2 separate regions of the Mus musculus genome follow, and region 2 is linked to region 1. A link is a loop called in an ENCODE intact Hi-C map of the cell type or tissue named here. Cell type or tissue: heart. All regions are shown on one strand. Each heading gives the region's core, and the rest is flanking DNA. Links, peaks and the distances in the headings are about the cores only. Region 1 overlaps Ace2 (angiotensin I converting enzyme (peptidyl-dipeptidase A) 2). Region 2 holds the start of Pir (pirin).

Region 1 (2,500 bases), core at 1-2,500:
TATGCCTTCATTTATTGTCTTTCTCAGCCCACCTTCACTTTTCCCCTTCCTCTTCCCAAGTAGTCTCCTTTTCAATAGCAGCTTTGATTAGGAAAGAGGAGAGGGCATGTTGTCTCAGGTAGATGGGATGAACAGCTTGGGTGTGTCCTAGAAACCTGGGACAATCAGATAAAGCAGTCCAATGTTCTACAGAAAACTGACGTGTCAAGGTATAGACTCGATGATTCAGTTTCTACCTCCCCATTTCCTGAAAAGTTAAATATTTCCCAAGACTTGAAAAATTTTGCTATATTTTTATAGATACCTAAGACACCAATGTACATAACACAAGCATTAAAAATGAAAACACAGGAAAGCAACTTTACCCTTTATTGAAAATTGATTCTTTTCTCATAGAATACATTCTGATTACAGTTTCTTCTCCCAGCTCCTCCCCAGCTCCTCTCCACTGGGATTCACTCCCTTTCTGTCTCTCAGAAAAGAACAGGCTTTCAGACAGCAATTGGAGAAGCACAAGTCCATTGTTTCTCAACCCTGAGTGCAAATTCCCACTTTTTAATGTGCATTGAAAGCTCAAAAGAATATTTATTTTGATCACACTTTTATTAGTTCATCTTTGGCCTAATACATTGAAATTAGTCCTGGCAGATCAGGAAATGTCTCGATTCTCTTGTCTGGGCATTTGCATCCATGTTCCCTTTCCATGCAAATTTGATGGTGTGACATTCTAAAGCCGATCACTGATGAGAGGTACTTTCAGTGTCTATGTGCAGCAGGGCCAGAGTATTTGCCCAGTTCAAGTCATTTCATGGTAGACATCATAAGAATTTAGCTTTTCAATGTTTAAAATATGGAAGTCCTAGCCAGAGAATTACTAGGGACAACAGTTATATACAACTATCACTATTAAAAAACCCATACTTCACATATGGGTAAACCCAAGCTTAAGTGAAAACAATTCTTTCCTAAGATTCTGTGTTGCTTTTTCTCTGAAAGGGACCGGAGAAAGGAAACTCCTTTGTCATTTATTGATCTCTACTGCCACCCACTGGAAGAAAGGGCGAATGCTACCTTTAACCCTCTCTGGCAATAGAATATGCATGGTTCAAATACCCGAGACTTCCCAATAAAACAGTAAAAGCTAGAGTTGCCTACAAAATACATACAGTCCACACAAACCACACAACTTTGGGCTGTCTCCTATCTATAAACCTATCCTCAGGGCTCTTATTTCAAGTCATATCAAACCAAAGTGAAAGGACCGATGGGCCCCTGAAACAGGAATGGTTGCATTAGCACCTCCCGGGGTAGTAGATATGTAAATTCTTGGTTCTCATCCTAGATTTTCGAAATCGGAAACTCTTCATGTAATAGTCAGTTAAATCCATTCCAACCACCAAATGCGGATGCATGCTCACATTGGAGGGCAAAGACTTGATGGCCAAAACCCTTGGAATAGTGAGGAGGACTCTCCCATTTCCCTCTGCCCCCGCCCCATTGAATGGTGTCTTTCTTCTGAATTTGCAGTATGAATGGACCAACAACGAAATGTTCCTGTTCCGATCATCTGTTGCATATGCCATGAGAAAGTATTTTTCAATAATCAAAAACCAGACAGTTCCTTTTCTGTGAGTTGATTTGCTAGATTTTATTATTATTATTATTATTATTATTATTATTATTATTATTATTATTTGCTTTACATCCCATTATCAGTTCCCTCTCCTTCAAGTATCCCCTCACCCAAATCCTCCCCTATTTCCCCTCCCCTTCTCCTTTGAGAAGGAGGAGCACCCCTGGGTATTGCCCTGCCCCTGGCTCATCCAGTCATTGCAGGACTAGGCAATTTGCTAGATTCTGTACATAATAACTCCCTGCTCCACTACTCTAGAGCTTAAACTTTCTTCACATCAAATCAAGGAGAATATCCAAATATACTTTAGTTTCTGTATTTTTGAATGGAGATTTCACATATGTATATGCTGCGTTTTGAAGTTCTCTCATACGATTCCCACTGAATTCTTTCTTCTACTCTTACTCTTGTACCTCTTTTTCTATTGTTACCTTGTTTATTTGGAGTCTACTGATCTTAACTAGGGTTGCTGGCATAAGCATAGTCCAGAATTTTATTTGGCAACCAGGAATTTGGGTTCCTTTTCTTTTAAGATGCTTATGGTTTATCTTGTAGATGCTATGAACGTTGTTATTAAACATCTCTCTCTGTCTCTGTCCACTCTCATCTCTCTCATCTCACTCTTAGAAGTAAAGTAGAAAAAAAAAGAAAATTCTTTTCTTCTTGGAGCTTATATCAGGAGAGAGAGAGAGAGAGAGAGAGAGAGAGAGAGAGAGAGAGAGAGAGAGCTATGGAGGAAAACACACAATAGGACAGGGAGAGGTAAGAGGCTGGGGGAATGTTCAACTTTAAGTGAGTTAGCGATTAGAAAGGACACCACTAACATTAAGAAGTAGGGAGAGAAGCAGAAAAGCCAACAGTGCAGAC
Region 2 (15,552 bases), core at 12,232-14,731, 89 kb after region 1:
TCTAACCCTTTTCTTGTTTTGTTGTCTTCTTTTACATGTCGTTTAGCTGTAGATTTTGATTAACTGGTGCTAAAATATAAAGTGATAAATGTATTGGATAGGCAGGAAGACGAGTCAGGAGAAGGGAGGTACTCCACATGAAGATTGGGCAGGGGTCTGAAAAAGAAATTGGAGAGTCCTTTGACAACTTAAATAGTCAAGTATTTGTCCAAAGTTGGTCCTGTTTATTCTGCTAAACAACTGAACATAACACAATGGTAAGCTTAAGCAAGAACAAGAAGTACAATTCAGAATCAGTCAAAGTTGCTGAACAAAGCCCCTGGTACTGGCTTTCAGCTCTGTAGACCCAACAAGTCCCTATTTCACACGACACGGTGCAGGTCAGAGAGTTACAGTTGATCTTGGCATGAGACAGACAGAAAAACTAATGTCAACACTCACATCCTTAACATTTTGGAAGACCAAATGTTGACTGCTCTGAGATAAGCTTATGAAAACAAGGCAAACTTTATTCTCACCAAGAGAAAATTCCAGTGCTACCTCTGTCTGAGATCACATTGGCTTCGCACATAAGATTCATCTTCTGTGCCTTCTGGAGAGTTTCTGAGCCACCTTCTCTTATTTTGAGCAACCTCTTCCTTTTTGCCTCCCCTCCCCCTGGCCACTCCCTCTGGGCATCTTCATCAGAAAAATAAAAAGTGGTAAATCTATCAGTTAGCATTGGCTTAGCATCTATTACTCTCTAGATGTGGACTGGCATAGACAAGACCATCACATATGGATAGGTTCAAATCTTTCTTTGTCTCTCTGCAACTTGACATATTACCTAACCCTGCTAAACCTCAGCTTCCTCATCTGTAAACACGGTAAAAACAATAACTGCCTTGAAGGGTTTTGAGAAGTCATGAGAAAATGGCAGTGCCCTGACCAGCACCGTAGGAGATGAAGCTTCTCCACAGCACTCTATAGTTACATTGAAAAATAGTCTGAAGACAATGATGTGTGCCTCAAAGATAATTTTTCCTTTCTCACGCCCTGCCCCCAAGCTCTTTACATATTCTCAAGTCAATAAGCACCTGCTCCTTATGTTTGTAACCAGCTCTCTTGGGGACCAGTTACCTTCCAATCAGGGTGAATCAGCCAGTCTGCATGGTGTATCTGTACCACCACAAATACTTATCCAAACACATACTGGAAGTGACTCTAAGGGTGGTTCATGGTCCGATAGTACGATTACCTCCTGGAGCTGCTTCACCACTAAGATGTTCTAGCAAAGAAGCCCATACCTACACTCATGCAAGCAAGTGGGTAAAAACACAGTAGAAAGGAGACTTGTTCAGAGGAAGAACAGAGTCCAAGGGAGTGAGAGGAAGCGGGAAGAGCCGAACTAAATAAATACTTGATCAAAATATTTTTCATCCGGGCAAAATATTTAAACTTATCAAAGAGTAAATTAAAAAGGTAAAGAGCACAGCTGACTCTGGTGACTCATGCGAACACTAGAGCACTGACAGAAACTACAATTTATTTGCAGTATTTATTAAAATCCAGTGAAATCACTGTAGCTAGCAAGACCTCTTTAATTCTATGGTCGTGGGAACCAAATGCACCATTTGTCTCCCACGTCTCTCTTTCCATCATGAAACACTCTTAATTTCTGGTTTATGGAGAGTTCAGGAATGGAAAAGCAAACATTTGTAGCTGAAAAAGCATGATAAAAAAGATAAAGAAGGGAAGGTACATCTAAAAGCTCTTTGTTGTTGTTTGTTTGTTTCTTTGTTTTGCGAGCAGTTATAGAGACAGTGTGAAATGTCATTGCCACGGCAGTATGCGAAGAAGCACGCGGAGAAAATCAACAGAGGAAAGAGCACAAAGCTACATCCAGCTGGTCTCGCTAGGCACCTAATCAGGCAGCCTCTCAGAGTGAAAGTTTGAGCAAGGTGAATAATTCACAGTGAAACTATAGGGATTTAAACCTCTGGTCCCCAAATTACAAGCTCCCTTTCAAGTCCCAGGGGCAGCCCAACACCTCTGTATTCATAATTTTGTGGTTTTTTTTTTTCCTGAGATGGGCTTTCCAAAATTTAAAACCTCCAGGCACCACAACATCTGGGTCCAAACCTATTCTGTAAGATAATGACACTGCGTAGTCACAGGCCACTTAAACGCACCATTTGGGCTCCTTCTGTCTCCCTGGGGTCCACCACGGTGAAGCGAAGCTGCTCCTGCAAGAACGCAACCTCGGGCTGTCCTCTCTCCAGCAGCAGTGAATTGTATCACATTTTTTTTTCCCCTGGCTGTTGGGTCAGAAATGGCTGTACGACTCAGTGCCCCCAAAGCATTTATTGTCCTGCAGGGCCTTACACAATCCCACAGGAAACCACGCTCAACACTTAGCCAACACTTGTTGATGTGATTGAATGCAATGAACACGGAGACAAAAGCATATTTCAGAAAGGCTCTAATACTGATAACTGCGGCTCCTGCTTTTCCCAGGCAGCTCTTGGGGACATGTGATAACCCTGCCTTTGTTTCTAGAGCTTTGTGCTGGAAAAGACAAGAAAATATCTTGGTGAAACCCGACTTCTGACGCTGACTTCTCGCACAGAGGCCAGAGTCAGGAAATCATTAGGTAATGCCAAAGGGTACATAGAATAAGCAATGAAAACTTCAAACCAGCACTTGGACAAAGGAAGGCCGGAGAATAAGAACTACACCCCTGAAAGTGCACATACCCATGTGTGCAATAGTCAGTAAATATGGGACCCAATATAATGTCTCCTTCTGAAAATGGTCAAAAACTGGAATCAGCCAGCCAGCCTAGCACATTTCTTTTTCTGAGGCCAAACCTAGCTAACGAAACAAGCTGCAGGGAACTAGTGGCTGGTGGGACCTGGATCTACAGACACCTCTTCCACTGCTATACTCAAGCCTGCTATCAGAATACTGAAAGAATTCAACGACCAGCAGAAACTCTACCATCCGGGGCGTGCCTCAGCCTACAGGAAATGAGTTAATTTATGTCAAAGAAATGAGTCTAAAAATGGGAACAAGACTGGTTTTGCTAATGTATGCTGCAGCAATATCACCAAGAAAAAAATGTGACTGCCAGTTTTTATTGATAATGAACACATCTTGGTATTTGGCTATTCTCAACCACTATTTTCTCTAGTGTGTGCCGGCTGGTCATGTACAATAAAGCTAATGGAGTTACAAATATATCACTGATTCTTATCACTTATTATTTTATGTGTATGGATTTTTTTCCTGAGTGCGTGTCAGTGCAGTACATGCATACAGTGCCCTCAGAGGCCAGGAAAGGGTTTCAGATACCCCAACACCGGAGTTACGGACAGTGGATGCTGGGAATCAAACCTGGGTCCTCCAAATGAGCAGCCAATGCCCTTAACCTCTGAGATGTCTCTCTAGCACCTCTAATACCTTATTTTAGACTCATCTGTAGGGTGCAAGAAAATCAACCTTTTAGTATGCATTAACATACTGTATTCACTTATTAACTGGCGGGCATGTTAATGTATCTATAAGCATGTGTGATGTGATCATATGATGATGCCTTGTGTGTGTGCGATGGAGACTAAATCCCTCACCTTTCCAACAAGCACTCATTTGGGCAGAGGTAGGAATAGCATTGTTGCTAGTCTTTGAGTTGTTCAAATCATATTGAGAGTCTGCTGTGTGCTGATCATTCTGGTAGAGACTCAGGCTTAATAACCTGGTAAAGTGATTTAATTCTGCACTCCCCCCCCCCCGGTATGGTGTTATATGTGGTAACATGGTAGGTAGATTTTAGAATAAGAATAACTTAGAGGAGGGGAAGGAAGGGGTGGTATCACCATGGAAACACCTGGATACAATCTCCTGGGATTTCTATACCCCATTGGTGTGCCATTCAAAGGCAGCAAGGAGGAGTGGTTTTCTCTAAGTCAAAATGCCACAGATTTATTTCCTTCTTCTAGTGATTCTCTTCCCCTGCTATTCCTCCTGAAACTTTCTTTGGCTCTGTATTTTCCATGGTTTCAGTTAACTTCTAACTTTTAATTTTAATTACATGACTTAATTGACTCCAATTGTAGTCTTTATTATGTCCTTTGGCAGACAAGACCCTTTGGAACTTTCTGGACAGCTTGCTTGTGCAAGTCTTTAGTGAGCAACAGCCAAAGAGGCACACCAAGGGATGGGACTTTGTGATGTGACGAGGCTTGTTCCCTTACACTCATGGTCTTGAATCCACTACAATTGAAGCAATGAAAGGGAGAGGGTAAAAAGGGAGAAGAGAGAGGGAAGAGAAGAAAAAGGAAGGAGAGAGGGAGGGAGAGGGGAAGGGAGGAGAAGGGGAGGGAGGGAGGATCCTTCAGGTTGATGGCTAGCCTCTATCACTTTCAGCATTAGGGAGTTGATCTCTTTGAGGTCAAGACCAGCTTGGTCTAAATAGCAGTGAGACCCTGTCTCAAAACTTTTTGTTTGACTTATGTTTTATTTTTTAACTTTTGATAATTTTATACAAGCATGTAATGCATTTAATCATGCCCACCCCTCTCTTCCTTCTGCTCTTGCCGACTCCTTTTCCCCCAAACTAGCCCCCCTTCCTCTTTTTTTTCTGTGTAGGGAGTCACAGCTGCCTGGAGTTCACGATTGCAACAGCTGTGTCACATCCAGAAGACAGGGTCTCCTAGCCCTTATCTCCATCCTCTGACTCTCAGGATCTTTCTGGCTCCTTTTCTAGACTGTTCTCTGGTTCTTGCAAGGAGTAATATAGAGCACAGATGTCCCATTATAGGGCTGAGCACTGCAAATGTATTTATTCTCAGCACTTTGAGCAGTTCTGATGGGTCTCTACATTAACTGTCTCCCACTGCAAGAAGAAATTTCTCTGGCCCACACTAAGAGAAACACTATTTATGGGTATAAACAAATATTTAGAGGATAATTTAGCTACATGCCCATTTATCAAAATGATAGTATACACTCTACTAGGCCTGTGATCTCCCCAGCCGTAGACTTTTGACTGTTTATGGTTCCAGGCAGGTATTCTTTGCTATGGAGTTGGGGACCCCACAAACACTATTGTACTAGCAGTATATGTTGCCTAGAAGGTTTGCATCATTAGATATGGGCCCACATCTTGGTAAGGCCACTGATAGCATCCTCCTGTAGCAGCCTGCATCTCACTGTCCATGGCTATGAATGCTAATCAGCTAGGAGGAATCATCTAGCTTTAACTTATTATTTTAAATATGATTATTCCAGTCAAGTCCCCCTGGATTTCAGAGACTCATATTCCATGGCTAATGTGTCTATCTCTATTTCAGTTATCTAATGGACATGTCAAATTTAACATGTTGAAAGCAGACTTCCTGGTTAATCCCTTCAACTACCCCCTCCTATATTCTTCCCCTCCTTCAGTTAATAATTGCTCCATCTGTCCACTGGGTCAGACCAACCAAGGTGGACTCCTTGTTTCCTTACAAACTCAGGGCTCAATATTTCATGAACCATGGCTAGCACTATATTCTAAATGTGTCCAAAAATTGATCACTTTTCAGTATCTCTGCTGCTACTTCTTGGTCTAAATTAGAGTTATCTCTCACAAGCATTAGCTTGGCTACATTGAGAATTCCAGGCCAGCCTAGGCTATCAGAATCTGTTGCAAAACTCCACCACTGATACAAGGCATAGCTAAGTGGTAGAATGCTTGGCCTAGTGTGCACAAGAGCCTAGGTTACACTCTGGGAAGCACTGAATGGATTAATGAACAAAATGTAAGTCTAATCTCATCATTCTCTATTCTGAATCCCTCAATGCTTGCCAATTTTCTGGTTCCCTGGAATTATCTCTTACGTCATCTCAGTACCTTATTTCATCTTACCAACTCCTAAGACTGGCCTATTCATTGAGAACCAACTGTCCCATGGTCTTGGCATTGACTGTATCTTCTAATGAGTAAATGTCCCAGAAATCTGTCTGGCTCATGCCTCACCCTAGACTTGCTTCAACATGGCCTGTTACTAATGAGCCTTCTCTTGGCCACTCAGTTCAATACTATAACGTGGGGGACCCTGACCCAGCATGCCCAGTCACTCTTACTCTTTTCTGCTCCCCCTCCCCTATTCAGTAGTGTTGGTTAAATGGTGTCCCGCGTCCAGTTCACCACAAGGCTAGGGTCTCTTGTGGAGCAGGACTCGGGAAGTTTTGAGTGCTCGTTCCCCATACCATTGCCAGGTAGGCTTTGGGCTTTGCGAAGCTGCAGGACCTCTGCTCTGGGGAATGGGGAAGCACAGTCTGAGGTCCCTGCAGACTGTCAGAGTTGGCTTGGGGGTCAGGTTCTTAGACTCTTGGGCATCCCAGATGCTGACGGAGTGGGGGCCCTCGGGCTGGATCTATCCCAGGGCTGAAGGGAAGAGGGCAAGAAGAGAGAGCACCAGTTGGGTCCCACGGGGAGGAGAGTCCTTGCCTTGCTTGGCAGGTGGTTTGAGTTGGTGGAGTCCATGGCTGGGAGCACAGAAAGGCTTTCTGCAGGAGATTAAACTCAGCTCTTTAGAGGAAGACCTGCTCCATTGTTCCCCAGATGAGAAGAGACAGTCTGTCCTTGGTTTTAAGCCATTTATTGTCATGGTGAAAAGTTGTGATGAGTGAAACCTTATGCCACTTCTCAGGGCGGGCCTAAAGTTAAATACCCTTTTCAGAGAGGAGTGTCTGGGAAGGAGAGTTTAATTGGCTAAGCCCTTCAGGCCTTTAGGTACCTCATTAAAGTGGAGATCTGTCTTGAGGCTACCCACCTCCTCTACCTGTGGAGGGGCTTGGGGCATTGCCCTTATGTGACTGATGGCCACAGAATTATGGAGAGCTGAGGCCTGTGTCCAGAGCCTGGTGTCTAGGAGTGTGGCAAAACACCTTCCTTGACTTGCAGAATCACCTGCTGGGTCACCTGGGTTTTAAACCTAGCTCAACCAGAAACTAGGCTGCCTTTTACAGTCCCACACAGTAGTATTCATGCTCTTATATAATGCATAATTGCTAGTGACGAAAGTGTAAACCTACAAGGTCCCTAACAAGTTTCTTGTAGCACAAGCTTTCAGGCACGGGCAGGTGTTTCTTGGGAGTATCACTCCATCACCTGGTGCGTGTATCCCCTTTGTTATTAAACCAACCTGCTTAGAAGTTGGGATCTGACATGAATGGTTCAACTCACTGGAAATTAAGATGAATACATCACCTCTCCCGAAGACGCTTGTGTATCAAATCTTAAGTTCAGTGGCAAAAAATAACCTTGTTCCCTGTGAAAAGAGATGGGTATGTGGAGTGTTTGAAGAAAGGCCTGTTTTCCCACTTTGTAAATTCCTATGATGCCTTTACTTTATGGAAGCTGGTGATGTTCAATCATATTTCCCCCAGTTCGTTGGTGGAAGGTAAGGATTGGAAGTCTAGAAAGAGTCAGAAAAATGAGTCAGTCCCACCTGTTTTCTCAAAAGAAAATCAACTGGAATAGATCAATTGTGTATTTGTGTGTTGTTGAGGGTGATTAATTTTCCTATGTAATGGCAGAGGTGAGCAATTATGACCAACTTACGCCTATAAAATCTCAGGTGTTCACTATCTGGCTTTTTTTCACAGACAGAATTTGCTAAATCATGTTATACGGGAATCCTGCTAGCTGTAGGAATGACCTTATCACTTGGAATTGGATTTAGTAGCTCTATTCTGCAGATATTGTACCATGTCCTAGAGTTGGGAACAAAGAACGTGGTCAAAGAGTAACTTTATGGATGCTTTCTAGTTTTCTTTCCCATTTGATTTTTAATACTTAAACAAAATTTTATCATGAAAAATAGCATAGAGAGATGTTAAAAGAAGTCATAACACCCATACACCACTACCCATACCTTACAAATAACATTCTCTTGACATAGAATTTGTCATGACTCTGTTTACTCATCAACCACATTATTGCTGTTGTTGCTAATGGTGCATTCCAGGTAAGTTGTAGACATCCGTGCATGCCATTCATAAGCAGCTCAGTTGACTTAATATTAGTTAGGAATTATTAAAGTTAGATTTGACCTCATGTCAATGCTGTGGTCCACAGAGCCGTCTTCTTTTGGTCAGAAGACACCATTTTACAAAAGTTGAAAGCTGAGAAAGGGTATCAGGTTCATTAAAGTAAGAGTTAGGGAAATTGGCCACCTGCATCTCCCTGCTTCTCCCTGCTTCTCTAGTTCCAATGGGAATCAGTTTTCAAGCCAATCATCAATCAAGCATGTGTAGGATTCTCCGAGGGTTCTGAGGCTCCAAAGAGAAGGTCTTAAGTTGTCTTTTTCTGGGACTTTTGCCAGAGCTCCAGAGAGAAGGTGGAGAGGAACGTAAGTGTAGCTTCTGGGTCAGAACCTATCACATCTATGAAGACATTCTCAACCAGGAGGAGGTGGGAGTCGTATGTACTCACCTTCTCTAGATATAACTGAATATCTTCAACTGTCCAGCAAAATGCTGACCCTCATATACTACTATTGTATACAAAATAATTAGTTCTTGGCTTGGAGCCAAGTGGTTTTTCTGGGTTATTGGCTCTGAATTTCTAATAATGAATATTCCAGAGATATTGGCCAATTTAAAGAATAGTAGCTATATTTTCCTGGAAAGCAATTTACCAAAATCCACAAACAAGAACGTTTGAGTTGATGTCTTAAGAAGGAAAATAACTACAAGTGATGGAGTGTTTAAGGTGACCACACACTTGTATGAAATAATACATTTAAAAAGATATTCAGTGTTATAAAGATGAAAATCAATATATTGAATAAAAGACTAGGGTTTGTAGCTCATTTGGGAGAGTGCTTGTCTCAAATGTACAAAGCCTTAAGTTTGATCTCTAGCACTGCATCAATCAAGCATGCTGTTACAAGATTGTGATCCCTGTACTCAGGAAGATCAGAATTCAAAGCCATCCTTGGCTGCATAATGAGTTTGAGGTCCTGAAACTGTAGAGATCATTATTGGCCCAGGACCCTACAGTCCAAGTTCTCAGCACAAATGAGATTTTAGTTGTCCCAGAGGGACAGAGGGCAGGGAATAAGGGACAAAAACAAGAATAGAAAGGGGAGAACAAGGGAAAGGGGAAAGGGGACAAAGGACTGTCCAGAGGACAAAGGACTGCCTCTGGATAGAAAGGAGACAGGCATGGCCTATAGAAAAATGGCAGTTTATAAATGTATAAAGGGAAAGCCTGTGTTAGGATGAGGTGATTAATTTTAATTGGGTATGTTAATTAGGTGAGCCAAAGCGGGCTTTTGATTGCTGAACTTTAATACTTTGATTGCTGGACCTTGTCAGTCAGCCTGAGGTAGAGGAAGTGGCCAAATAAGGAAATAGACCTTGGTGGTTAGCTTTACGAATGTAGTCTAACTTTTTTTCTTTTAGCAAGACAGAGGGGAATAGGAGAAGGGTAAGGCCTGCTAGAGCCTAGCTACACACACACACACACACACACACACACACACACACAGAGAGAGAGAGAGAGAGAGAGAGAGAGGAGTGGGGTGGATATGGACAAATATGTGTTGACAATATAGGATTCTTTAAAGATTATAGTAGTGGAATTTGGAGTCATTTAAGAAAGATTTTTTTCCCCATTTTTTATTAGGTATTTAGCTCATTTACATTTCCAATGCTATACCAAAAGTCCCCCATACCCACCCACCCCCACTCCCCTACCCACCCACTCCCCTTTTTTGGCCCTGGCGTTCCCCTGTACTGGGGCATATAAAGTTTGCGTGTCCAATGGGCCTCTCTTTCCAGTGATGGCCGCCTAGGCCATCTTTTGATACATATGCAGCTAGAGTCAAGAGCTCCGGGGTACTGGTTAGTTCATAATGTTGTTCCACCTATAGGGTTGCAGATCCCTTTAGCTTCTTGGGTATTTTCTCTAGCTCCTTCATTGGGGACCATGTGATCCATCCAATAGCCGACTGTGAGCATCCACTTCTATGTTTGCTAGGCCCAGGCATACTCTGACAAGAGACAGCTATATCAGGGTCCTTTCAGCATAATCTTGCTAGTGTATGCAATGGTGTCAGCGTTTGGAAGCTGATTATGGGATGGATCCCCGGATATGGCAGTCTCTACATGGTCCATCTTTTTATCTCAGCTCCAAACTTTGTCTCTGTACCGAAAGATTTTGTTCTTTTCCATGTCAGCATAAAGGTTTCTTTTGTGATACTCAGGATTCCAAAGGTGATTGATGGTCACATGTCCAGCTGATGGAAAAGGCTCTGAGTTCAAATGTACAGGGTACATTTCTCGCTCCTAACATGGACCCTTTCACGGTGGAGCAGTTTATGGCCTGTACTCCATTTGTAAAAAGTCTTCCCTCTCCCACCACTGTATTTCCATTTTAGACTTTTAGCTTTTCAGAAGTATTCTCTGTGTCTCTGTCTCTCCTCTCCTCTCTGCTGAAAGGCCTACAAGAGAATCCCCCTGCTCCGCCATAACTACACATGCCCTTGCTCTTGTCTTATACTTCAAGACCTGTCATCACCTTCTCTGAATGCAGAGGTGGAGCACATTTAGAATTCCAGAGAAATATCCAAAAAGGTGTTTGCTGAAATATCACTAAGAACATTGCCATTCTTTTTGAAGTTCTTTTATCATTAAATGCTATTTGTAACAGAGGAGCCTTTTCACCGGCACATCTGCACTTTGGAGGCATCTGCTATGGCCAGTGGGAGGATGTAACCATTATCATCTAGATCCCAGTGTAATGATGGTATGTTTCGATTAATGGCTGGTTGGTTGTCTTGGCAATCAATTAAATGGACATAGGTACTTTCTGCAAAGTTAGTCACTAACCTGGAATATTTTGAAGATCTACCTCTTTTCTCCTATGACATGAAAACTGTTATTCTGTTTCCTATTTTTAAAAATAAACTAAAAGCTTAAAGACACTGGACTTTGCTTAGAATTTTGTGGATCAGGAAGTTGGAAGGAACAGTGTTGGGTGTTCAGGTTGTATCCATGTGGCTTTGACTGGTACAGCTGGGGCTGATCCATTTTCAAGGTGGTTTGTGTTAAAGAGCAGCTGGTTTCCATGAAGCAGGGTGTGGCACCTGCCAGGTCATTTCAGAGATTCCCTCAGAAATGGCACATTGACTTGGTCATGGCAGCCACAAGCTCTACCTAGACCCAAGAGCAAAAGGAGTAACCAGCATATTTTAGTGGAGTGTCGGAGTCATATTTCAGAACGAACTTGTGAGGTAGAAGCTACTGTTCAGCCCATTGTAGGAAAAGGGGATCTTCCAAAAAATCAATAAACAATGGCCTTAGAAAACAATATATAGGTGATTTTCAGGTCAAATGTCCTCCTAGACTTGAGGAAACAATTAGCACAGGTTGTCCAGAGAGCATGACATAGAAAGCAAGAGCCAAAAAGTGAAGTGAAAGTGAAGTAAGGCAAGTTCTAGACAGGCACAGGAAATTAACAAGAGACAGGTGTGTATGTGTGTTCATCCCTCCGCACCGCCACACAAGTGGCTGGGGCTGAGAACGTTCAAAGACATCAAAGAACTTTCTCCCAAGCCAGTGAGAAGCCACTGAGGGCTCCAGGCATTTGCTTTCTATTTGCCTGCCACTTGAAAAATGGTTTGGCCAGTGCTGAATCTGAAGGCAGGAGGAGTGGGTGGTGATTGGGGAAGATGGATAGAGGCCTTCAAAATGGGAAGGTTTGGATGCGCTGAACTCTCTGAATCCACAGGCTTTTGTGTTGAAAGAGTGTGAAGGCAAAGCTTGCAGTCCAAGCCCCAGCACCTGGTTGAACGTTGGACTGGTTGAGGAAATACAAGACAGTTTATTTATATGGTCTGTAATGTGCCAGCCAGGGTGTTCATACTTCTGTTTTATGTGGAAACTATTTCAGAAATAATTACAGATGGGAAGTACCAATACCTTATTAGTCCACAGCAGTTTGAAGTTTGCATGCATAATCTGTTAGTCTTGAATTGCTGAAGGTAGGCAGAGTCAGTTTGAACCCCACTGATATGAAAAGCTCAGGGAAAAGAGTTAAAAAACAGAATTTATTGTGAATGCGTTTTAATATAGATTTGGGTATCGGCATTAAGGAAGACAGATAGCCATTTCAAGAAAAGACTATATACACCCAAGTGTGGCCATGAATTGAGGCAGGGAGGGGAGAGTGCAACTTTATGAATTTGCATGTCATCCTTGTACAAAGGCCATGATATTTTCCTCTCTACTGTTCCCATTTTTAGTGTGTTCTGCCCAATTGAGCACCAAGGAAAAGTCTTTGTTCTTCCACTTCCCCATTCTTCTACAGCAGAAATCTGTAGTCTGAAAGGTAAGAATGCCTTTTCACATCTTGAGGTTGAAGAGCTTGGGGATCTAGCTCAGTTGGTAGATTGCTTGCCTAGAATACACAAAGCCCCGGGTTCAGTCTCCAGCACCATGTAAAACTGGGCACGCTGGTGAATGCTTCACTGTAACCCTAACACTTGGGAACTGTGGGAAGGAAAGTCAGAAGTTCAAGGTTATCCTAGGCTCTCTAGGGAGGTAAGACCAGCCGGGGATATGGGGAACCATGCCCCCCAAAAACCAGCTGAAATATAAAGTCAAAAGAAGACTTTCATGACAGCTGAGAATTGTACGAATTCAAAACATAATCTTATGAATTCTAATTTCATTATCCAAAATCAAATTTTTATTAAAACACAGCCACCACACTCAGCAGGCGTTGTCTCTGGCTGTTTCTGGCTACAAAAGCAAATGGGAGCAGTCTCCACGGAAGACCCACAGAGCTGGAAAGTAAAAAGACATTTACTGTTTATTCCTTTTCAGTTTCCCAGGCTCGTAGTTTTGTTTTTGTTTTGTTTTTTTTAAAGAGGCATCACTTTCACTCTTTTTCCAAGAAAAGACAATGAACTTCCGGGTATCTAAAGAACATTGCGTATGGTAGCCTGTCTTCTGATTAAAAGTCCTAGGAAAACTAGATTGCTTCCTGGCTGTGGACAAACCCTCACCTCCTGAGGCTAACTCTCTAAGGCCTGCTCTTGAAGCCCAACAAAACTCAAGCCCTTCTATGATTCCCTATTAGAGTGTGCCTTCTCTTTCAGCAGGAACAGAGATTCTTTGGTTCTTACATCTGCTCTGCCTCTGCCCCATTCTCATTGGCAAACAGCAAGAAGCGTATTTATTTATGAGAGATAACTGTGTAGTACCTATGCGGAGACATGCTCATTTCATTCTCATTACAGCCTTACAGTCTTGGTCCTGTCAGCTTTACCACGCTCATTTCACTGGGGATAATGCATAGAGAGGCTGAGTCACTCCCCCAAACGGGACAAGTGGTTAGAAAACATTCTTGCTCATACGAAGCGTTGGGTGACAAGATGACTTGAGTGAGGACAGGTTTTCCAAGAGATTCTAAGGGGCTGCAGAGCACTTGAGTGTCCCATACATTCCTGGGAGGCGGGCAGCGCGCCCCCAAGAGGCCGGGGTGCGCATCACTCTTTGGACCGACTTTCAAAAGGCAGATCCAGAGAGCCATGGGGCGGAGTCAGAGAATCCAAACCCAGGGTAAATAAAGGGTGTGTCCCCCGGTCCAAGGCCCCTGAGACCTAGAGACTCCCGCCTTCTGGAGGCCCGCAACAAAGCGCTGAGTCACGCTGACTGACGGCTGGCGCTCCGCAAACCTGTCCTCCCTTTGCTGTGTCCCTGCCGCTGTGGAGTCTAGGCACCTCCGACTGTGGCCTCCCTCCTGGGCCTGCGCTACTGCCCAGTGAGTGGCCTGGGGAACTCAGCCCTCGTGAGAGTGGTGTGTGTATGTGTGTGTGTGTGTGTTGGGGGTGGGAGGAATGCTCCGACCAGTTTTCATGATGCTGTCTTTCCCAGCTCACTACTGGGGCTCGGAGGGGAGCTGAGGGAGGGAAATGCTTAAATAGCCACCACGATTTGAGATGATAGCTTGGTTTTTCTCTTGGCAACACACTGCAATTAGTTAACTGCTTTATCCTTGTTCCTGTGTATAGGGCCTAAATGTGGGAGTCTGGAAGAAGCCAGAAAAATTAGGTGGAGGCAAAACTACTTACTAGTCGCTTATGTGTGGATGATTACGGGGCTGGACTCAGAAGTTCATTTCTGTCTCCCACATTTCATGGCCCAATAGATGCATGTTGTTTGCCTGCTAGAGAGGATCCGTTTTAGGATCTGCCTTCACAAACTGAAGGGTGCTTCTATGTTGAGTCCCTATAAAGAACAGCAGCTCACTTTCTTACAGCCCTATTTACATCCTTTGAGGCAGACGCTTCTTAATCCCATTGTATAGATGGAAAAGCTGAGACACACAGCATCCCAAATGAAAGCAGCCTGGAATGTGGCAAAACTGAGATGTAAATCTGAGGTGTCCAGTTCCAGAATCTGCCTGTTATTAAAGTGCTTCTCTTAGTTTAAGGAATCTTTGAAGGATTGGTTAGAGTTCATATGGTGATCAGATCTGGGGCTTGGAATTACTTGTCTGCAAACACCTGAAGTTAGAAGTGTGTGTGTGTGTGTGTGTGGGGGGGGGTGATTGTATTTGTTGTGTGATATTTCCTTGGTTAGGACTTAGACTTCAATCAATAATGGAACACTTTTGAATAATAAATGTAGTATATGTGTTGTTCCTGAATCATCGGTTCCATTGCCTGGGGTACTTCATAAATGGTTTGTCTGTGCTTTAGAGGACTTTATTAAGAAGTTCAAAGATTTCTTGCCTAAAAAATTACCTGCACAAGATCTACATAAAATTAAGTCAGCCAGTAAGAATACCAACACAGATGGGAGAAGGTTCCACGAAGTACCACCCCTAACTGAGGAACTTGGGCAGTTGGAGGCTGCTGGGGTAGGAAGTGTCAGTTCTCTTTAAGGAACTGACCCCTATTAGGATGCCCATGCTTCAGTAGATGACCCAACACCCATTCGTATAAGAATGGGCATCACTTAGTCTCAGTAGGCTATGGAAAATACAAGATTACATTGGGAGTGAGATGTGGAGCAGGGGTCTGAAAGGAGTTGGAAGGGGAACAAAGGGTTGCTATGATTAAAAAAACCCGCATTGTAAACATGCTTAATATTATTAAGAGATGAATTTTTAAAAATGGCCACGGACTTTAGAGATAGATGAGTATTTGAATTCAGTGGCCCTTGCAGATTTCCTTCCATGCCAGCATCATCATATTCTGGTGAGAGTCACATACCCCTAGTGTTTTCCATTTGCTTCCAGTATCACCAAAAGAGCTCCCACTTCCATCTTCCACCGCATGTCGTGGGGTAGCCATTGAAGGGTGTGTGCACGGTGTGAGGAGGTCAAGTATGCCTGCCACTGAAGGGAAGCGTAGAAAATGTTCTTTAGATATCCCTGCTGAGTTCTTCCAAAGAGTTGCTATTGTGAACTTTTGGACAAGATGACTGCAGGATTCTAAGAGGTAACTGCTAATAATAGGGTTCTAGGTACCTCGTAAATACTAATACATGCACACCATAGCTGTGTTT

What was found. Peaks named below come from ENCODE experiments on the same cell type or tissue, not always from the same donor. Only the 100,000 strongest peaks of a DNase experiment are listed, where the experiment ranks them.
Region 2: a loop joins it to region 1, with 2.4 times the contacts of the local background. A loop is called at or near these places in 2 of 42 quality-filtered maps.

Annotation. Positions count from the first base shown.
Region 1 is chrX:164,178,897-164,181,396 of GRCm38, forward strand. It overlaps Ace2 (angiotensin I converting enzyme (peptidyl-dipeptidase A) 2), which reads left to right. Exons shown (of 18, transcript NM_027286.4): 15 at 1,528-1,628. Among named protein-coding and RNA genes, the nearest start is that of Ace2, 40 kb to the left of the region's middle. In heart, for the core only: a CTCF peak has its summit at 1,056 (motif pointing left); no DNase peak of the experiment used is centred there.
Region 2 is chrX:164,255,877-164,271,428 of GRCm38, forward strand. It overlaps Pir (pirin), which reads left to right and starts at 13,555. Exons shown (of 10, transcript NM_027153.3): 1 at 13,555-13,801. It overlaps Bmx (BMX non-receptor tyrosine kinase), which reads right to left and starts at 2,317. Exons shown (of 19, transcript NM_009759.4): 1 at 2,172-2,317. The coding sequence starts at 2,174. In heart, for the core only: a CTCF peak has its summit at 13,516 (motif pointing left); a DNase peak (open chromatin) is centred at 13,725; H3K4me3 peaks cover 931 bases; H3K27ac peaks cover 505 bases.